2 separate regions of the Mus musculus genome follow, and region 2 is linked to region 1. Evidence: chromatin loops called from intact Hi-C (ENCODE). Cell type or tissue: gastrocnemius. All regions are shown on one strand. Links, peaks and the distances in the headings refer to the core of each region. The heading gives the core; the rest is flanking DNA.

The links. Peaks named below come from ENCODE experiments on the same cell type or tissue, not always from the same donor. Only the 100,000 strongest peaks of a DNase experiment are listed, where the experiment ranks them.
Region 2: a loop joins it to region 1, with 2.6 times the contacts of the local background. A loop is called at or near these places in 5 of 42 quality-filtered maps.

What each region holds. Positions count from the first base shown.
Region 1 is chr17:56,752,634-56,763,829 of GRCm38, reverse strand. Nrtn (neurturin) reads left to right here and starts at 6,282. Exons shown (of 3, transcript NM_008738.3): 1 at 6,282-6,634. In gastrocnemius, for the core only: CTCF peaks have their summits at 5,530 (motif pointing right) and 6,963 (motif pointing right); DNase peaks (open chromatin) are centred at 1,618, 2,501, 5,524 and 6,248; H3K4me3 peaks cover 2,290 bases; H3K27ac peaks cover 2,100 bases.
Region 2 is chr17:56,687,931-56,699,126 of GRCm38, reverse strand. It overlaps Ranbp3 (RAN binding protein 3), which reads right to left. Exons shown (of 17, transcript NM_001252466.1): 3 at 6,406-6,606; 4 at 2,489-2,525; 5 at 2,338-2,409. Among named protein-coding and RNA genes, the nearest start is that of Ranbp3, 20 kb to the right of the region's middle. In gastrocnemius, for the core only: a CTCF peak has its summit at 5,210; a DNase peak (open chromatin) is centred at 5,166; H3K27ac peaks cover 2,402 bases.

The DNA.
Region 1 (11,196 bases), core at 1,199-9,198:
GGTCGAGACAGGGTTTCTCTGTATAGCCCTGGCAGTCCTGGTGTTTGAGGCCAGCCTGAGCTACATGTCTCAACCAAAGCCAAGTCAAACCAATCAGTATTTAAATTTATTTAATTCATGGAGATGGGGGTCTCACCCTGTAGCCCAGGCTGTCCCGCAACGCACGAACTAGACTCTGCTGGTTGTATAACATAAGGGGAAACAGGCCCAGAGAGGTAAAGCGATTAATTAGCCTTAGACCACAATAGCACCCTGTTTGCGCCATTGCTCTCTACCGTCCCTACTGGGCAAGATGGGAATAACAATGCATTTTAAGGCTGAGGCTCCTTTGTAGCGTCTACAATTGGGTTGTGATAAGGACACGCTCTTGGAAGAAACAGGGCTGCAAAGGGCAACGACAGAAACAAGATCCCTTCCTCAAAGCAACTCCGTCCTCTTCTGTGCAAGGCAACCCAGGCTGGCTTCCCGCAGGAGGCGTGACAGCCTGGCAGTTGATAACTGTGAAACCGTACAGACCGTTAACCATGAGGTGCAGCATTCATGGTGATGTGAATACAATGGTGCTGGATCCTTACGGGGAGCTCAGCAGCTAGTGAGGGTTTACTGTCCGCCAGGCCCGGTTCCAACCCTGAGCACAGACTAGCATCTGGGCCTCCATTTCTCCTCCTACCCCACCCCTAGTCCTTCCGCGTCCAAGGATGACCTACTCCGTACCCTTTTGAGAACCAGCCTTCCGTCCTAGTCTCCTCCAGGTACACCATTCCACCTAACACGGAAAATAGAGCCCCCCCCCTTTCCTCCTCGGCCAGTTTCCACACCCGAGTCCCCTGGCAACGTGCCTCCGGGAGAGTCTGTGGCTCCCTGAACTGAGGGATCCAGATAGCCCCCTGGAACTACAGCTCCAGCCTGATCTCAGCTGACACCAGGAAGTGAGGGAGGCAGGTGGCTGTGGCCCTGCTAGCACTGGAGACCTGGGCACCAAGTGGGGGCAGGGAAGACCGAAGGGCCCCACTGCTGCCTCCTCCCCTATTCCTCTCTGTGTGTCTCTTCTATTCTTCCTCAACGGTTTTATTTTATTTTTATTTTTTTAAGATAAGGTCTCAGGTAGCACAGACTAGTCTCCAACTCACTATTGCCAGAAATGACCTTGAATCCCTGATTCTCCTTCCTCCACCTCTCAAAGTGTGTCTGCCACCATACTTGACATTCTCTTTCCTGTCTCTCATTTTTGTCCTTTTGTGACAAAGACTCGCTTTCCATTCCAAGGCAACCCCAAACTCACGGCAATGCCCCTGCCTCATCTTCCCAAATGGCCTGGCTTTACAGGCTAGGCTCCCTCCTTTTCTGTCTCCAGTTCTGTGTTCACCTGGGTACCCCCACCCCCACCTCTGGGCCGCCCCTCCCCCCCCTCCTTAGGTCTAGCAGGTGCAGTCCTGGGCTGGGTGCCCACGCCTGGCCTCCCGGATTTGTGTGGCAGATTCCTTTATCTATGCCTGCAGCTGGGTCCTTATCTCGGGGCTGCAGGTCGGGAGCAGGGGGATTAGAGCAGCCAGGGCCAAGCGGGTTGCGGAGAGCTCAGCGTTACAGCAGCTGGCGGCGCCGCAAGAGTGCGCGTGCGCAACACAGCCTGCGAGCAAGCCTGCCCCGCAGCCCCGCCCACTGAGCTAGGTCCCGCCCATCCCCGGCCCCCCAGCTCCTTCCGCAGGAGCCGCTGCCCAGGTGGCCCGCCTGATGCGTTTCCCACCTTCCTGACCTCGGAGGCGGCAGGGACCCGGCCTCCACCTCTGACCCCGTGCTGTCGATGGCTCCCAGAGGAACAGCTCCGGTCCTGTTTTTACCATCCCAGCCTAGATCTGCAGCTTCGCTCCTTCCTGCCGCCCACGGGCTGCTAGGGTCCCTTCTTGGCCTCGGTTTGCCCGTGACACCCCACCCCCACTAGAGTGTGTCAAGTGATGCAGGAGGCCCCTCTGCGTCTCCCAAACTAAGCGTGACAGTCACCCCAAAGTCCCAGAACCCAATATTGGAAACCCTGGAGGCAGGAGCATGGGGATTTCCAGGCCAGCCTGGGCTACAGAGCACAAAGCCTTTGCTGGTCTCAAAGGGTGGAGCCCTCACTGGAAGCGCTGAAGCCCTGGTTCCATCCCCAGCACCTCAGAACCAGCACAGGGAACATGCCCCGAGAATCAGGAGTTCAAGGTCATCCTTGACTGCATAGCAACTAGCCCCCAAACCCAACCCGTGCTAAAAGGGAGCTCTGAGGATAATCCTGTTCTACAGGGGGTGCCCAAGGCTGGGCCTGGAACCACCATTTTACAGATGGCCAAACTGAGGCTAAGCAATCTCTTTGATCTCAACACACAATGCTGCATGGTGCATGGGAAGTTAACAATCATATGAGATGGCCAAGGGGGATGGAGGACACACTGAGTTCCCAGCCACCTCCAACCCCCCTGGGCTGGTCACTAGGAGTTCCCTCGGCAGTGGTGGTGGCGGTGGGGGGTCCATCCTTCAAACAGCTGAACCTGGGCCAGTTCCTAAAGCTAAGATGGAAACTTCCTCACCAGCCAAGTTCATGTTTTGGCCAGAGGCCGCCAGCCTCCCAGAACCTTGGCCTGGGTCTCCACCCAAAGACAGAGTGCTTCCCCTTGGGACTGATGGCCTCCAGGAAGGCCAGGCTGGCTCTGGAAAGGGGGTGGAGGGGGGGTGGACAGGACCCTGACATTCTGCAAAGTCCCCAATGTTGTGATCATAAAAAGATAAAGAAATATAAGGAGACATGTTCTATGGGGGTGTGGTGAGGTGTGGGGCAAGGGGGTGCCCCACCAGCCCATGCCAAGGCATCCCTTCCCCCTGAGAGACCAGCCACATGAGGGTATAGTATAGAATAGAGTTTATTCAGGGCATGGGGAGGAGAGTTAAGAGGCAGAGAAAGACAGAGAGAAGGAGAGAGTAGAGAAGTGGAGACTGGCTATGGCCACGTGGAGAGAGGGGAGAAGGGAATGGGGAGAGAGGGGGTAAGCGGGAAGCAAGATTAAGAGAGACAAGAGAGTAAGAGAGGGAAGAGTGGCCAAGCAGCCCCTTTTCTAGTGGACCGGCCTAACCTGGCTGTTGCCAACTGTGGGGAGGAGCATACCTGGCTGCTGCCAGGTAACTGTGAGGGTGGAGTCTGGACAGAATACCAACACCCAAGACACAGACTCTTGCTGTGTGACCTGGAGCCTGCTGCATGACTTCTCTGAGCCTCTGGTTTCACAACAACCTGTCGATTACCAAACAGGCTGGTGGCAGGGCAGGCTGTGGCTGGTGTCGCTCGGAGATGCGGGAACAGATAGATGCAGAAGGAAAATGAATTCCAGCACAAGGTGGGTGGGGGCTCTGAACTCAGGCTGCCACCATCTCTAACAGGGCCCGGCATTCTGGTTGAAATGGATCAAAGAAAGGGACTGCATGTGTCTGTGCATCTTTGAGCCTCAGTTTCCCAATGCTAGGCTCTGATGGGACACTAGATGCTACCCCACATTTGTTCCCATGCTGTGGGAGGTTCAAATGTTGTTGAAACTGGTCTCTAGTCCTACATAGCCTGCATCCGGGACAAGAGTCTAAACATAAAATACTGTAAACACTGAAGCCCAGCAGCCCTGGGGTCAGCTGCCTAGATGGCTGTGACCCTTCTCCAAGGGAGGTGACATCAACTGGCTGGTCTCCATGAAGCATATCCCTCACCCAACAAGATCCCAGATCCCAGTTGGGGATCAGCCTCATCTTAGCTGGTGTAAGAATGAAGAATTCTGGAAGAATTCTGATTCTCTCTGTCTCTGTCTGTCTCTGTCTGTCTGTCTGTCTGTCTCTGTCTCTGTCTCTCTGTGTCTCTGTGTCTGTCTCTCTCTCTGTCTCTCTCTGTCTCTGTCTCTGTCTCTCTCTCTGTGTCTCTCTCTCTCTCTGTCCCAGTTCCCAGCTGAGGTGTGACTCACAGAGCACGACAGGGCGTCTGTCAGTTGCTGTCTGTCTCAAGGGGTGGCAGAATGTGTGGGTGATCTGGAAGGCTATTGGAATAGATGACACTTGTATTTCTGGTGTGACCACGACCAGCCCTGAGCAAGGCAGCCACTTTGTGTATCTGAGGCTGATGAGATTCCCTGTAAGTCTTTGTAGCAAACCATGTGACTCAAAAATGGGGTCATAGGTGGGTGCAAGTTCTGTGTCCCCACCTTTTGCTCCTGACTCGCCTGACGCTGTCAGCTCTACCCTTGCACCCCTATCCCAGAGGAAGAGCCCAGTCTTTCAAGTTGCTGTTGCCAGGACAACCGTTTTATGAGCGTCCACATGGTGGGCACATGTGTGTGTCCTGCACTCCATGTGTCTGTCTGCCCCACCCCCCGTCACAGCTGGGCCGGGTGAACAGAGGTGGCCACAGGACGGCTGGTGACAGCTTCATGGGGGCTGGCCCAGTAGGGGTGGGCTCTGGCTAGCTCTGTGTGCAAGGAGGCCCTGGCCTCCCATACCAGCCCCCCATGTGTGTCATGTGTGTGCCTGAAGGAGCTGTGGGATTTTCTTGCACATATTGTATGCTGGGGGGGTGGGCTTTGCACCAGTGGTGGGTGTGACAGAGGAGACAGGGAACAGCTATATTGTTTATTATGTGTATTGCCTGGTGTGGGTCTGTGTATGTCATCCAGCACCAGGCTGTAGCAGAATTGAGTGTGTGTGCAGGAGCCAGCCTCAGGGGAGATCCTCTGTGTGTAAAGTCAGTTTGCCTCTGGTATGTACAGAGCCTACAGTTAAGTGTCCTGCTGTCAAACTCTGTGTGTGCTAGCACGCACTCACCAGGTGTCCAGCTCTGAGTGACAACAGGGATGGGAAAGATGTACCTTCATGTAAAGCACAGGTTGGAAGGACCCATCCTGAATGTCCCATCTCCATATGCCAGGCCCTTATCCGACTCCCCATGCCAGACCCTCACCTGTCTCCCCCATGCTAGGCCCTCACCTGTCTCCCCCAGACCCCCACCCCGCCCCACCTTCCCCATTTTCCCCGTGCCACACCTTTGCCCTATCTCCCACACCCACACCCTTGCCCCATCTCCCTGTCCCATCTCCCCACACACACAAACACCCTGACCCTATCCTCCACCTCACCCCTGCCATGCCCTGGGCCCTGGGAAGCCTCAGGCACAGGAAGGAATCAGCCTCAGGTCTCTGAACATACAGGTGACTTTCAGAGTCTACTGTTCTGACCCACGGAGTCAAATAAACCCTCATTACCAACTGCACCTGACATGCACATGAGCACACTCTATGACCAGCGTTAGGCCCTTGGGAAGGGGTGGGGCTGTTTGGGAGGCTGGTACTGAAAAGGCTTCTGGGATAAGTGAACCTTAAGTCAGGGGCAGGTGGCAGCCAAGGGAGCTGAAGATTTGGCAAAGGATGTCAAAGAGGGAGGAGCCTCAACCCTGGTTTCTCGGCAACCAGGTGTGGCAGGGGCGTGGCCACAGTAGGTCTCGCCCCACCCACCCCATCTCTGAGTGACCGGGCCCCGCTAGGGGGCGCTTGCGGATCACAGGAAGAGTAGGGTGTGGTGGGTTTGAGTGATCAAGTCCCAGATAGGGTGCTTTTAGGAGGGAAGTCATTTGTGAGAAACAGAGGTCGTCCCCGCCCCCCCCCCGCCCCCCCGCTCCCAATGGTGCTCTGAGGGGCAGGATGGTGGGAAGCATTAGTTCACCGCGGACAACAGGATCTTCAATTTTACATAATCTAGGTTATCTAAGAGACTGAACTTAGTTTCCCTGGGAGGGTTTTCTTGGAGAGGATAGAGGGGTGGGCTTAGGGGTGGGGAGGACTTGTGAGGGGACCATGGGTGAGTGCAGAGTGGCCTTTGGTTGGGAGGGAGGGTCACGTGTGTCTTGAGATTCTTAGATGGCTTCAGAGCGCCGGAACAGCAATTTGGGTTGAGGGGCGATGCTATAGAGATTCTCCCTGGTTGGTAGTTTAGAGGAGCTAGATAGGGAGTTGGAGACCTGGGGCAGGAATGTGCAAAGTTAGTGAGGACTAGATTCGGGGCGCAAAGTCTCAGATAAAGGAGAGTCCCCGGGAGGAGTGGATCAACCAACTGATCGATGGAGCAGTGTGGCTGTTTAGGGCCTCCCACGTTCCTGCCACCTGCTCTCCCGGAGCGCCCCTACAGCTGTGGGCAGGACGAGGGCGGTTCCCGAGCCCGGGAAACCCTACGCCACGCCCACGTCCACGCCTCCGGGAAGGCCACGCCCCCTCGAGCCCAGCCGGCCTGAGGTGCGCGGCGGGAGCGGAGGGAGAGCGCGCGGTGGCTTCGTCCGTGTGCCCCGCGCCCGGCGCTCCTCGCGTGGCCCCGCGTCCTGAGCGCGCTCCAGCCTCCCACGCGCGCCACCCCGGGGTTCACTGAGCCCGGCGAGCCCGGGGAAGACAGAGAAAGAGAGGCCAGGGGGGGAACCCCATGGCCCGGCCCGTGTCCCGCACCCTGTGCGGTGGCCTCCTCCGGCACGGGGTCCCCGGGTCGCCTCCGGTCCCCGCGATCCGGATGGCGCACGCAGTGGCTGGGGCCGGGCCGGGCTCGGGTGGTCGGAGGAGTCACCACTGACCGGGTCATCTGGAGCCCGTGGCAGGTAAGCAGAGTCCCGGAGTGCAGTGCGGGGGGCGTCCCCAAATTTCCCCTACCAGGTCAGTGCCGGGCTCCGTACACGACGGGGTGCGCTCTGGGCTCCTACGACTCTCGATGCCTGTGGAAGGCTGCTGGACCAGCGGGCCCCCGTGAGCGCCCCGTCGGTCAGGGAGAATGGAGTAGGGGTACTTCGTGGTCACAGGAAACCCTGGGAGGGGGCCCAGGCGCGCAGCCCTGCGGCGCACAGAAGTAAACAGTCAGGGGCGCGTTCCCTGCGTTCCTGGGGACACCGTGTCCTCCCCGGTAAGGGCCGGGCCACTGGGCTCCTGAATCGCTGTTCAGCCACAAGAGGGCGTGGGGCTCTTTAGTGGAGGGGGGGTCCCTTAAGGGCAAAGCTCAGATTAGAAACGGGGGTGTGTTCCCCACTTTCCGAGTTCTTGTTCCAGATTATCCCCAGATAACTCGGTTTATGGGTAAGAAGTCACCAGGCCCACCCAAGTTTGCTGCAGAGAGTGGGCAGACATCAGGTGGGACAGGGAGGCAGAAATCCTAAAGCCCAGGATGCTAAGATGCGTGTGTGTGTGTGTGTGTGTGTGTGTGTGTGTGTGTGTGTGTGTGTGTTGAGGTTGCCACCTGCCTGCCTCACTGGGTCTGGCTGGGGAACTTCGAGGGGGCGAGAGTGCTGGGAACTGGTTTCTGTCCCACTGCCTTCGTGGGGCTTCACATCCCTGGTGTCTGGGACACCCTTTTTGTGTGTCAGTGCCCCGGGCTGAGGAAGCCCTATGGGGTGTGACTGGCAGGATATCAGCAGCAGGTAGATTCCAGCCTGACCAGCTTGTCCCACCCCAGCCCCTAGCCCCAAGGCCACCCCCCCCCCCCATCCCTTCTGCTCTTTCATCTGCTTTTCCATAGGGGACCTCCTGAGCCTGCTGCAAACCCCTATGCTACCACAAAGGGCTGGCTGTGCCAGGTAGTGAGAAATGTCCCTCTCAGCCAGGCACCCCCCTCAGCCGGATTACACCCCATCACCTCAGGTACCCTCCTCAGCTGGGTACCCCACCTCAGCCCCTCAGCCGGGCATCCTGTCCCGAAATGCTACCATCCTGTTTCTCAGAATTAAATAAAAAACAATCACACAAACTCTGAGCCAGGCACCCAAAACAAAACCAAAAACCAAAAACCAAACCAAAACAACACAAAAGCTAGAGATGTTTTTGACAAATGTTTGCCTGTGGGCAGTGTCTTAGAGGCAGACACACTGGCATGCACAGACGTGGGACGTGGGAACTCGTGTAACTAGGTGATGACCGGAGACTCTGGAGGAGCAGGAGACTCAGGGAAGACTTCCTGGAGGAGGGGCATTACAACTGGGGCTGAGCAGGATGAGTAGGAGTTTTGTAAGTGAGGAAGAAAGGGACAGTGCTTGGCTTGTTTGGGGACAGTCAGGGTGACCCGGTGGTGGTGGTGGTGGTGGTGGTGGTGGTGGGGAGAATATTCTGGAAGTATGACAGAGGAAGAATGGGGAATAGGTGTGGCGCCTCTGGCCATTGTCAGAGCTACTCAGGATCTGGAGGGAGAAGCATCAGGAGTTCAAAGTCAGCTTTGGATACATAGAGTCCAGCCTGGGCTACACTGACTCAAAAGAGAGATGAGAGCAAACTTACAAATAAGTCCTTGATACCAGAGCTCTCCCTGTTGACCACGCAGCCTGTGACGCCAGTTCGGGTGGTCAACGCCTCTGCATTTGCCTCGCATTCACACGTATATATAAAATAATGAAAAGAATTCCTTTAAAAGTTCAATAAGTAAACAGAATAAGAAGAGAAAGAAAGTGCCGGGCCGCCTAGACTCCCAGCTCCCGTCTGGGGAAACTAAGGCCCAGATGCTCTCCCATCTCCCAGCTGGGGAAACTGAGGTTCAGATAGGCTCCCAGTTCTCGCCTGGAGAAACTGAGGCTCGGAGAACAGACACCTTTATCTAGGACCTGAGACCAAACTTTGAATTTGGGAAGGAAGGAGAGGACAGGCAAGTGCCCTCCCTCCCCACCCTGTTACTGCCGCATCCGGCGCCTGCCTCAGTTTCCCTTCCAAGCCAGATGGCCAGGACTCTAGCGGGTGACTCTTCCCAGCCACCCTCAGGGCCCCGCGCCAGCGGCTCAGCCCGCATTAGCCTGATCCGGTTATGCGTGGGGCCTCCTGCTCACAACCAGCTGCTGTGCTGTGTGCCCTGCCGCGCAAAGTCCACCTTTCTGGTTCTGCCTGTCGCGGGCTGGGGAGGGGGTGAAGGGAACAGGGAGTAACAGGGTGGGAAGGAAAAGGGCTTCCCAACAGAGGCTGCAGAGTCGCGGAGACTCCACCCCCTTCCCCATTTTAAGTCCAACTACTGAGCGACGTTTGAGCCACCACTGTCCTGTGTTGAAGAATGTATGGTGACGGGGTGGCTAAGCTGACAGTTGCTCTCCGACTTCCGCACAGGCACGCTGCGGCGCGTGCTCCCCTAGACATACACATGGAAATAAGATGAAATCTCTTTAAGTGTAGGGGGCCACTGGAATTGGGGCTTTGAGGTATGAGCAGGAGTTTGGTCAGTACAGCATCGCTTGGGCTCTAGAGGTGTAGCAGCCCTGGGGGGGTCTTGCCCCTTCTCTCGACTGGGAGGGAGCGGCTATGTTCCCCCCCTCAACCCATCAAGCCCCAAATGCCTCCCCAGGCCACAGCCCCCACAGCTCATCGGAAACAGCTGTGCTCCGCAGATGTTGTTGCTTTGCCCCCAGATGTGCGTCCCGCCAGCGGGTGGGGCCCTCGGAAGGAGGTGAGGACCCAGGCTCCGGGAGGCCTCAGTTTCCCCATCTGGAACCACTAAGAATCCATAGACTGTCTGGGAAAAACTGTGACTGGTGGGAAAACTGAAGCACGGACTCTGGAAAGTGTAGGTCTGGGAGTCCCTCCTCCCCTGGTGCCCCCATGATTTTCTAGAATTGAATGACCTCCCCAAACCGCAGGCAGTAGCACATATCACGCCAGCTCTCAGGAGGTGGAGGCAGGAGTGCAGGGTCACCCTCAGCTACATACTTGGGCTACAGGAGACCCTGTGGGTTACAAGGAGTGAGCAGGCTGAGAAACAGGTTCAGAAAACTGAACTTCGGCCCTCCCCTCCCCCGCACCTTTTGGCTCTGACTGAAGATGGGGAAACTAAGTCACAGCGGGAACGGCAGCGGGGGGGGGGGGAGCAGTTGCCATGGAGATGGGGCAAGGCAACTCTCCTGGTCCTATAGTGGAGGAACCAAGCTTTGAAGGATGAATAGGAGTTTGAGGCTGCTGCGGTTAGGGCCCAATTCCAGGCCCTGGCTACTAGCCAGGCTGAGCGCCACGGTGCCCAGGCATGCGCACACCTTCTCTGCATACACGTGTGGGTCTGCTGGACATAACTGCAATGGGGAAACTGAGGCTGGGAAGAGGGAGGAACAGGAGAATATGACCCTGGGCAGAACGCTTGCCAGGATGCGGTGACCCTTGGCCCCCTTCCAGGAGCCTCTGTGCACCTACGTCACGCCCCCTAGGATACCCCCGCCCCTTCCGTGCCAGACACAAACCAGTCGGGTGACCCCGGACAGAGGGACCATTGTTCATGGGTTCAGAGCTCAGCTGGGGGTGCTTGGTCCAAGACCACTGGGTGGGTGCGACCGTGCCACCCCCAGTACTGGCATTTCCGCTGTCATGCTTCCTCATAGAACCCAGAGAGGAAACTGAGGCACTGCCCCCAGAGGGATAATAAGGCACAGGCCTTGGGCGTGAGGGCGGTCATGCCAGGACAACTAACTCCCGGGCCACAGACGCTAAGGACACGGGTTTGGTACTCGCGCGCGCGCAGCGCACAGGCCCCTGTCACTCTGCCCCGGGGACCCCACATCCACTCCTGGCTTCCATGGGTAGTGCATGTGACTTGGACTTGAGTTGAATTCAGAGTGGAGCTTAGGCAAACCATCGGCGCCCAATAAATGTCAGACGAGGACAAATAGACACATGGTTTACTGGTACAGTGGACAATGGAGAGTCTTGAAGCCTCAGTATACAGTTGGTGTTCAATAACCAAGCGAGCTGGAGCTGCAGACTGAACCCCGGGTCCAAGCAGGGAAGGAGGATCAGAGCTCAGGGTCAGCCTCTGATACACAAGAGTTTCAGACCAGCCTGGGGTAAATCTCAAAAGGAAAAACAAAACAAAATAGCCAAACACCGTGCCTCAGTTTCCCCAAATGTCTCCTGCGTACTCAGCATCAGGCCTGGTACACAGTTGGCACCTGTGTTGGGGCCACGCAAACTGAATGCAAATGTCTTCCAGGCCACAGCACACTGGGTAAGATAGGAGGTGGCCTAACCTCAGGGAACGTGGGCACTGTAGTTGGGAGTGTGCCGGTGTTTAGACACATAACTGTGTGCAGTGAGCAGGAGTACTAATACCTTGGTGGAAGAGGTGCAGCCTGGTAGGGAAAACTGAGGCACATAGTAGGTTACCAAGGGGAGAGACCACCTCCTGGGTCACCTTCTGCTGTCACCCTATCCCTACCTG
Region 2 (11,196 bases), core at 1,467-9,466, 65 kb after region 1:
GCAAGCCTCCCTGTTGACACTAAGTGGGCAGCCAAGGCTTAGAGTTCTGTTCCCAGCCCCACCCATAGAGACATACACCCTGGGCTCTTCTCAGGTCTTGTAAAGACTCACTTTGCTAACAGTAGAGGTTACATTGCTCAGGACCGGGGGAACCCAGGCTTCACCCTCCTATAGCTGGCTGGTTGGGTACATGCCACAGATGGGGCAGAAGGGGAATGACTAGGTGAGGGGGAGCTCCCTGCTTAATTGGGAATACACTAGAGACTGAGCCCAGTTGGCCTGAGGCTGACAAAGCTCCCAGAGCAGTAGCTGGTGTGACTGAGCACTGGGCAAGAACACAGCTGGCCAGGATGGCATGGCAAGAAGATGACAAGTAGAGCCAGGTTTCTTCCTCAGGCTCAATGTATAGCTGAAAGTGACACTGAACTCCTGATCTTCCTGCCTCCACCTCCCAAGCACTGAGATGACAGATGTGTGTCTCCTCACCTGACTGCAACCAGGCTTCTGTTTTTGTTGTTGCTTTTTTTTTAAGGCGGGGTTTCTCTGTGTAGCCCTGGCTGGCCTGGAACTCACTATAGAGCAAGCTGGTCTCAAACTCAGAGATCTGCCTGCCTCTGCTTTCTGAGTGTTAGGATTAAAGGTGTGTGCCACCACCATCCAGCTGAAACCAGGCTTCTTAGTGTCAGGAAAAAGGGATAGGGCACTAAAGGACACTACCACTGCTGACTCTATAGGCCAGGTTCACACCCTGTGGGCCGGCAAAGCATCAAGCTCCTGGTTCTAGAGGCTGCACCCTAACAGAAAAGAAAGACAGATCCCAGGACTGAGATGGAATGGTGAGCAATTTCCCTGTGGGGACAAATCAGAAAATGACCAGGAACAGTCTTCAGGTTGTTTAGATCCCAGTACCAAACACAGATTTGTGACAGCCCAGAAACCATCAGCTCAGGAAGATCTGAATTCACATCTATCCTGCTCAAAGACCTGAGAACAGGATGCAGGGAGGGAAGGCTCTGGGAGCCACTGGTGGGACAAGAGTAGTGAGGCAAACAAGGAAGAGAGCCTCCTACACAGAGTGGAGCATATCCATGCTGGGAAAACAAACATTGAAGGTAACGAGAGACAGGATAGAAACTGTGCCCTAAGAAACCAAGTCACCCTTACAGATACCCCAAAGACAGCCCTAGGCCTGAAGACTGCCCTCAAAGGAACTCAGTTGTGCAGAATCTAAGTCATCAGAGTAGGCTGGGGAGGTGGCTGAGTGGGGAGAGCACCTGCTCTGCAAGCTTAAGGCCCTGAGTTCACATTCCAAGTATTCACATAGAAAAGGAAACCAATGGATGCAGAGGATGGATCCTGAGCTTGCTTGGCCACAGAGTCTAGCCCCAACTGTGAGCTTTTAGTCCAGGCAGAGACCCTGTCCCGAGAAAGCAAAACAGAGAGAAGCTGGGGGCGGGGGCGGGGCGGGGGCGGGGCGGGGTTTGGGGTGGGTTGGGGTGGGGTGCAGGACCATCGAGGAAACTATCTGAGGGCTTGCTCTGGTTCCCACACACATGAACACACTACACAAGCAGATGTACTCTCACAGAGTAAAGGCAGGCAGGACAACAAGGCTGGGGATCCCCTTTGTGCTACCTCTACACACCCACAAGCTGGCATGGGGCCTTTAAACCAAGGTGGTGTACAGCTGTCAAAAAGACTGCAATGCCTGTTTTGCAGGACCACCATGCTCTAGGCGTGGGACAAGGAGGGAGACCTCCTCCATAGAGCAGAAGTGATGCCTGCTGCCCAAGATGGTCTACCAAGACCAGAACCAGAACCAGCAGAGACCAGGACACTCTATGGTCTAGCTCTTCAGGGCAATCACTCCTAACCATCCAGGCAGCAATCACTCCTAACCTGAGGGGTGCCTATGTGTGAAAAGAGCTGCTGGACTTTGCCTGCCTCCAAATGAGCATCCCCAGACTCTCTCAGCCTAGATCCAGCCCCACTCCTGCACTGGTTGAAGCCTGGAGGCTGGCATCCACGTGTATGGTGCCCCTCAGTCTGACTACCAACAATGTCTGAGCTGGGAGCACAGATGAACGAATGCTCTCCCGCTGGGCATGGGCATGTACATGGTACCTAGTGGGTGAGAATACTATCCCGTCCAGTCCACACCAACACCATGTCCTTGCAAAGACAGCTAGATTCACAGGTGATGTACCCACAGGGCTTGACAGGGAACCTCCCAACTTCCCCTTATGGCAAACGTGTCAGCTTTCCTTAGCCTAGGTGGGGCCTCAGGTATCACACCCTTGGGGCTGGCACTACCTGGCTCTGGAGGATGTTGCTTACCTGAGTGAGTTAGAGAGGATGTCCGCTCACGCTTGACAGGGGGGCAGTAGTTTCCATCCTCATGGTCAGAATCTAGACACAGAGAGGGTGGAGTCAGAGAGTGTTCAAGTTTGCTTCCAGGATTTGGCTCATGTTCTAGAGACTTCCTTACCTTCTCCGGCTTCGGGACTGGAGCTGCCAGCAGATCTCTGCAATGAGAACACAGAAGCGGTGAGAGGCCCCAAGTGCTCCAAACCTGTGTCCCCAACTCCCCTGTGCCCTGCCAGGGGCTAAGGATGGCCCTACATAGGTCAGGTCCAATGATCCATGGCCTGCCTAGGGAATTAGCATGGCCCTCAGCAACGCCTACACCAGTGTGGACGTCTGGGGACAAGGGCATCCTGGCTCCCATGCTCACCCTAGAGCATTCTATAGCACATATGCACGCCTGCTTCTAGGTTGTCAGTTCCAATACAAACAAGTTCTGATGTCTGGGCCAAAATGTTCAGAGATTGTGCCAGGCTGCCGGGACCCTTCTTCAACTAGAAAGAGGTTCCATGGCCCTCCAGTTCCAGCCTGGTATTCAGGTGATGAGTTGCCAGCTGAGATCAGGAGCTTGTGTCCACACTTAGTACTGTGTTATCCTTCAGACCCCAAAGCCAGAAGCAAAGGCCAACGGTAGGTAAACCCACACCCCTGGTGGACGCTGGCAACTTAGGAAGGCACAAGAGCTCATTTCCCTAGAATCCTAAAGTGCTTCGAGCTCAAGCTGAACCAAGTTGGGGATACTGCCTTCAAGAAGCTGCCAAGATCCCATGCAATCAAAAAACCCAAAGAACACTAGCAGAGACCCTCCTGCTGTAGACCCGGACCCATTTTTCCCATAAATGGCCATAAAGCCAGCACTTTGGCTCACAGGTCCCATCTCCTCACTTTTGCTTATAATCCTATAACAATGTAAACACTGGCTCAGCTCAGGAACTGCAACCAGATAGTGGGCTGGAGCCTGCAGCAGTGAGCCCAGAGAGGGTGAACACAATGACACACAGTAAATCTCTAACAGATTAGCACCCTGACCTAGGCACTCTCCTCAGTACAAGCTCACAGCTTGGGTCCGTGCCAAGAGAAGCAAGCCCATCACTCTCCTTCCTGGAACTGTTCTCTCATTCACAGAGCAGGAACACTGATGGTCCCCAGACAGGTTCCCATTCCCACCCGGAGACCTTGTCACTGGGACAAACCCAGGCTCTGCCTTCCACATGATATCAAATTTCTTGGAGGTTGCAAAGGACATCAGGAAAAGGGTCCTGAGCCCAGGGCTCAGAGACTCTGCAGCACTTGGGGTCACATCTGATCCAAAGCTGCCCCACAAGGCTCAGGTGCTCCTTGGTCTAGCCTTGGGACTACCAGCCCTCTAAGAGGCTACCCACAGGACCATGAAGGGGCCACCAGCCTGAGGAGACACCCACACAAGGCTGTCCTGGAGGAAACAATCATCTGTCGTGAATCTTCAGGGAGGACTGAGTGGAAGGAGGCTGCTGCTTCTGAGGTGCCCAGTGGCTCTGGCATCACCAAAGGCAGAAGGAGGTTTGTTGTGTAAGAATTCCTATCACCTTGGCCCCTTGGCTACATCAACACAGCTCCAGACAGCCTCACATGTTATGGCCACCTTGTTGCTGATCAGCTTCATCAAGGGAGCAGGTTCTTAGGATCCATGTGGGATATCACCGAGAATGCACGTGGGAACCAAAGTATCTCAGGAGAAGAAGCAGTCCCACTGCTTCCAGGACAAAGGCTCCAGGATGACACACCGAGAGACACAGGTTGCCTGAGGTGTCCACCTCACTAACCAGGGATCCAAGAAGAAAAGTCCAGGCCAGCATTGCAACAGATCCTTGGATAGATGGAGGAGGCTCACAGAGTGATCCTTACCCATAGCTTCAGACTGGCTCAGTTTTGCCAGCAAGAGCACAAGAACCACAGATGTCGGAGGTGGAAGCAAGATCAGGATTTCAAAGCCAGCCTGACCTACATAAGACCCTGTCTCAGAAAAATCCTAAAACAAACTATGAACCTAGCTGATCTTAGCATAAGTGCTGGGAAGAGAAGCACACACACAGGTACCTTCTGTGTACTATGAGGTGGTCAAATGACAATCAAAGAGGACACCCTGAGGGCTGGTTTAGTGGTCAAGAGCACTCGCTGCTCTTCTACATTCTACAGGATAGAGCCCCTATATGATGCTACTCACAACCACCTGTACCCTCAGTTCCAGGAACATCTGGCCTCTGGCCTGCCTGGCCACAGACTGACATGCACATCTCCCACACATGTACACACAACTAAAAGTTATATATACATTTTATTAATTACATACATTTAAGTAAATATATATAGAAAGAGATGCCACCCTCAAGAACACAAAAATTCACCCTCAAGGCTGGCATCACCCCAAAGGCTGTGGGCAATGCAGGGGCTCAGGTGCATGCACGGTGCTGCACAGCATGGTCTATCCACAACCTCCAGGACAGCAGGCTGCTCACAGGCTCTTGGTGGGCAACCGCACATCACAGATGTTCACCCTATATACCCTGGAAGAGTGGCACAGAGTACAGACAGACTGGGGTGATGAAGGAGCTTACTGGGCAGCCACGTGGTTCTCTAAACTAAGACTTAGGGCACAGCAAGATAAAAGCCCACTCTGCAGCACAGGGACTGGTGAGCTCAGCCTGGTGTCCCCAGGATCAGATTCCACCCAACTTGATTTACAGCCCAATTCACCCAAATTATAGTACATCTATGCAACGCGCCAGCCACAAGACTAATTTTGGCAGACAGCCCAGCTTCCCCACTGAGAGCCCTACGCTGGCCTGGTGGCTCAGCGCTGTCACCAAGTGGCATGACAGTGCTGCTCTAGCCACTGTGAAGCAGGGGGTAGAGATGATCTCCAGCTCCCCTTATCTGGAGGCCCCTTGCCCTGGCTGATCTGGGGGCTATATTGCTCAGGCTTACAGCCGATGAGAATCAAGACACTGGGCTTTATGGGCCCAGTTTGCCACACAGGACACTGGCTCTGGAGGGCAGCTACTGTCATGAGAGCTCTAGCATGAACTTGCCGTGTGGCTCAGCTTAGAAGCCAACACCTGCAGAGCCTTGCACTCAACCAGGCTATTCTCTCAGCTAGAGCATCTGCACAGAGGCAAGAGGCATCTGGATACAGTTAACAAGGATTCTCTGTCCAGAGCAAAAACAGAGCACCCTGATTCATGTGGCTTCTGCTGTCACCCACTCTTCTGCAGTACAGAGGAGGAATCTCCCACAGGCCCTGGCACACCATAAAAATCTTGCTTCTTTCCCCTCAAAGCCTGAATCCCCAAATGACAGGGCAGGACCCCAGCCTCACCCTGGGCAGAGCTTCTCCTAGCATGACGCAGTGTTGGGAACTGGGGCTGGTGTGCAGGGAGGGACCACTCAAGTCTAGAGGATGCAGGCAGAGCCTGGCTGTGCTATCAACACATACCATGTCTGGCTCTTTATGTAGGTTAGGTGCTGGGAACTTGAATTCAGGTCCTCCTGGTTTCACAGCAAATGTTCTGAATTCACTGAGCACCCACCTCTGTAGCCCTCACTGATCTAGCAGTAAAGCAGAGACATTCCCTGCCACTGAGGTGTAATTTACTCACTCATGCCTTCTGCCTGTGCTAGAGATGGACAGGTGCTTCCCCTCTTCCTGCTTCACTGCAGCCCAAGCTCAGAGTCTCCAGAGCCCTGGATTCCTAAGACCCTAAACTTTGCCACTCAGATTCAGAAGGAGAGAAGTGGGAGGAAGCCGGTGAGGCCAGGAAGGGCCTGGAAGGCAGTGCTGCCCAGTTCCTCTTGAGGCCCCTCCCATCTCCCAGGAAGCAGACCCCATCACTCACTGGGTAGGGACAGTAAGGGGCTTGGTCGCTCTGTCTGGTCAGTTGCATAACTAAAGTGAGCTAAGTAAGTCCTTGCTGCCCCCTCCCAGATGCCTCAGGTGGTCTTGGGGTTGAAGAGACAGGGACTTAGGCCAGGGAATGGAGTGCAGGGTGGGCTGTGGGCACTTACCCCTGCCAGTTCTCGCACACAAGGAGGCTGGGCTGCAGGAGCAGGGGGTGGAAGAGAGCTGGTGGAAGCGCTAGCAGGGGCGGAAGGGTCTAAGGCATGCTCCCCAATGGATTCGGGGTACCCTGTATCAGGGCAGGGCGCCTCGGCCTCCCCCCGAGGCTCCTCTCCCGACTCCGGCAAGTCTCTGTGCTCTGTGGAGGACTGGGGGGCAAAAAAGACAATTTTCCTTCAATGTACACAAAAGGCCACATTGTAGGGAAGGGTGAGGGATAAGTGTCAGGGGCTGTATGTGGTGTGGCCCCTGGGGACAAGACAGGCCACTGGAGAAGGGGAGGGGCCCTGTCCCTACCTCTGCCTTTCTGTATCGGGCTCTTGGGCAAGTAGGGTCTAAGCTTCCTTTTCAGAACAATGGTGCTCTACTGCTCTCAGCCACTCCAGCCAGATTCTAAAGTGCTGTCAGTGGACACATCAGTGACAGAAGAGCCAAGACACCCACAGATTTTTGGCCTCTGGTTTTCCCAGGCTCACCTCACACACCCTGGGTGCGGGCTTATTTGGAAAAGGACAAAGGATGCAAAAGCTAACATCCAGCAGCCTTTGCGGTAGACCTGGGGGCTCTAAGGGCCTCTAGGCCAAGCACCTGTGGCCCCAACTCTTTCTCAGAGGTGATGTCCTGCCACACTGGTCCAGGGCCCCAAACCCCATGGCACTGTCCACCAGTTGTTCTCAGCCCATAACTAAAATGGCTGTGGCTGTCCGCCAGAAAGGAAGGAAACGTCTCAAGGGTGTGACTTGCCCACAGGGCTATGCTGTGATTTGAGTCTTGATGCCCATGTCACCTTGAGTCCTGTGATCCAGGGGCCCTCTTGTCTCAGCCTCCCGGGTGGCTGGGACGCAGGGCTGTGTCACCAGACGTGGCATGGGTGCTACTTTGAAACATGACCCCCATCAAAAGAAAATACAACAAACGCAGAGCCCTGTGGAAAGAAACGGCTCCATCAAAGCTCCTTCAAGGCCGGCTGTAGTGGAACAAGCCTGCGATCCCAGCACTAAGGAGGCAGAGGCAGGAGGACCTCGAGATCCAGGCCAGCCTAGGCTATGTAGTGAGACCCTAGCCCAGCGGAGTGAAAAGAGCTTACAAAGCTTCTATACAAGCCACTTCTTGCCTAGGTCTCAGTATCAAAGAACACTATCAGCTTCCTAGGTCACAGTGGTCACCACCAGCCCCTACTGCTACCCATAAGAGTAAAATTTAACCCCTTGCTGGGAGCAACAGCCAGAATCAGCTGACTAGAATCACATGGAGGGTATATAGTGGGCTCTCAGGGGCCAAAAAGAAAGACAAGGAAGAAGGGCGCTCTACCTCTGTCTTCCATTACTGGACTACAGCAATGCCAGCCTGCTACCCAATGCTGGCCCTGTCGTCCCCAGGGACAACCACACTAAAAAGCCAAATGGTCCAGATGCCATATGAACAATGGGCACAGATGCAGGGGACAGCTTGTCACTTGCCCAGGGAGGACCAGATGTCCAAAGTCAGTGATGGGGCTGAGCAGCACTGACTTCTGAGAACTACTGCTGAGGGGAGACTGACAGCTGTGTTCTGTCACTGACAAAATACAGCAAGCACAGAGGAGAAGCAGCTACCTCACAGGTACACAGAGCGATGGCCTCATACCCACACCATACAGAGAACATTCCTAGGACATGAGGATAGAGAGGGTAAGAGGACCCTGTGCTGCCAATCTAGCCACCAGTATTCAGGTGTCTAAAGTCTAGAGTCCATGGGGGTACATACCTGTCACCCCAGCACTTAGAAGTGTGAATTCAGCTGAACAGTAGTAGCACTAGCACGCCTTTACTCCCAGCACTTGGGAGGCAGAGGCAGGTGGATTTCTGAATTTGAGGCTAGCCTGGTCTACAGAGTGGGTTCCAGGGCAGCCAGGACTACACAGAGAAACCCTGTCTCAAAAAGCTAAAAAAAACAAAGAGGAGGAGGAGGAGATGGTATGTGAATCCCAGCCTGGGCTACAAATCAAGACTATCTCAAAATAAAATAAAACAAAATAATCTGGTCTGTGGCTCCATTGTAGAGCACTTGCCTCACATGTAGAAGGAAGGTCCTGGGTTCCACCCTTAGTCCCCATGCCAGCTTCCCACTTAGGAGGTAAAGGCAGGAGACTCAGGAGGTCAAGGCTAGCCTGGGATACACAATGAGCTCATGGACATCTTGAGCCATAAAAGACTCTGTCTTAAAAATTATGAGCTGGGCGTGGTGGCCCCCTCCTTTAATCCCAGCACTCGGGAGGCAGAGGCAGGAGGATTTCTGAGTTCGAGGCCAGCCTGATCTACAAAGTGAATTCCAGGACAGCCAGGGCTACACAGAGAAACCCTGTCTCGAAAAACAAAAAAAACAAACAAAAAACCAAACAAACAAACAAAAATATGACCAAAAGGCTAGAAAGATGACTCAAAGAAAACTGGGTATTCTAGAAGACAGGGGTTGGATTCTCAGTACCTACATGGCAGCTCACCACTGTCTGAAATTCTAGTTCTAAAGGACTCAACACCCTCTTCTGATCTGCTTCAACACCAGTCAAGCACAGGGTGCAAACCTATGTGCAGGCAAAACACCCATATACCTAAAATAAATTACTAAAACAATGACCACCCAGCTAACTCAATCAGCAGACATGAGACTGTTTTTGTTGTTGGTTTTTTTTTCCCCCCCCCAAGACAGGGTTTCTCTGTGTAGCCCTGACTGTCCTGGAAATCACTGTAGATAAGACTGGCCTCAAATTCAGAGATCCACCTGCTTCTGCCTCTCCAGTGTTGGGATTAAAAGTGTGCACCACCACTGCCTGGCTATGAGACTCTCTAACTCCAAGCATGAGATTTCTAACTCAAAAATTAATAAGTAAGGGGCTGGAGAGATAGCTCAGTGTTTAAGAGCACTTACTGTTCTTCCATAAGTCCTAAGTTAATTCCCAACAACCAACCACACGGTGGTTCACACCCATGTGTAATGGAATATGATGCCCTCTTCGGGTGTGTCTGAAGACAGCTACATCATACTCAAATATACATAAAATAAATAAATCTTTAAAAGATTACTAAATAAACTAGGCATGGTTGTACACACCTTTAATCCCAGCACTTGGGAGGCAGAATCATAAGTTGGCAGATCTCAGAAACAGAGTTCAGGACAGCAGGCTCTACACAGCAAGTTATAGGTCAGCCAGGACTTCACAGTGAGGCCCTGTCTCTAAACAAAAATAATCACTAGGAACTATTAAGTAAGCAAGTAACAAAAGCTTACTTAGACTGGAGACATGCTTTGGTGCTAGGATGCTAGGCCAGCACACAAGCCACTGGTCCCAGCATTAAAAACCAAAGCCGGGGCTGGTGAGATGGCTTAGCGGGTAAGAGCACTGACTGCTCTTCCAAAGGTCCTGAGTTCAAGTCCCAGCAACCACATGGAGGCTCACAACCACCTATAATGAGATCTGACGCCCTCTTCTGGTGTGTCTGAAGACAACCACAGGGTACCTATGTATAATAAAATAAATCTTTAGGCCAGAGCAAGCAGGGACTGAGCGAGCGGGGCCGACTGAGTGAACAGAGGTCCTAAATTCAACTCCCAACAACCAGATGAAGGCTCACAACCATCAGTACAGCTACAGTGTACTCATATACATTTTTTTAAAAAAAGGAATAATGACAGGAACAAACAACAATAAACAGGAGTGGGTAGATTCCCTAGTCAGGCAACAGCAGGAGGTTGCAACCTGTCACCTTGGGCTACACAGAGAACTGGCCCTCACCACTGCACAGCTGCTGATGCACCTGTTGTGGAAGTGAAAGCTACTGGCTGGCAACCGAGCTACTTGCTCTCTTCCAATCCTGCACTACTGTCTAGTACATCCTGCTCTACATAGACCAAGTAACCCAGGCTGGCCCAATCTTGCAGTCCTTCTGCACACACTGGAGTTTCACCCCCGACTAGCCTTGAACTCACAGAGATCCACCAGCCTCTGCCTCCTGATGCTGGAATTAAAGGGTATGTATTACCATGCCCAGCCTTAGCATTATCTTTTCTGAGGATTTGAGAATTTTCAAAGTGAGACTGAAAATATAACAAACCAACAGAGGAAGAGGGAGACAGACTCCTGAAAGAAGCCTGGCTGGTCCTGTCTGGGGACAGAGGGTCAGAAGTCTCACACTCTTTGTCGGTGATATTGCCTGCTTGCTTGACAGACAGTTTTTTGACCCAGGGGCCTCTCCTTGCAGAGAGGTCTAGGGTTTGGCTCCCAGTGAGGTAGAAGAGACTACCATAAACATAACAGAGCTGCTGCCATAAAGATTTGGTAGTACATTTGCTTTGGAGATATTAATTGATTAAATCAGGAAAGGAACTCAGCTAAAAGGTGGCTTCTCCAAACCCAGAGATAAGCAGTAGCTACTCAGAACTGTTAGAGATAAGCAGACAGCATGCCAGGTTGTGAGCATTTGTTCACAACACTGATAAGCCACCCCCCAGGAACACATCTCTGACAGGCAGCCACAGCCAACAAGTCCTGGCCTCTTCAAAGCCCCTGAGTCTCTTCTGGAGAAGAGCAAAACTCTATAAGGTAGGCAAAATGACCTGGGTAACAACATAGTGTACTGAAGAAATGATTCTGGCAAATCTGCCCACGTGCCCAGACTTGCAGTCTCCTGGCTCTGTTTAAATTGCTCAAAGTGTAACCGGGGGCCAGGACCTGAAAGAGATGACATCCTGTGTGGAAAGCA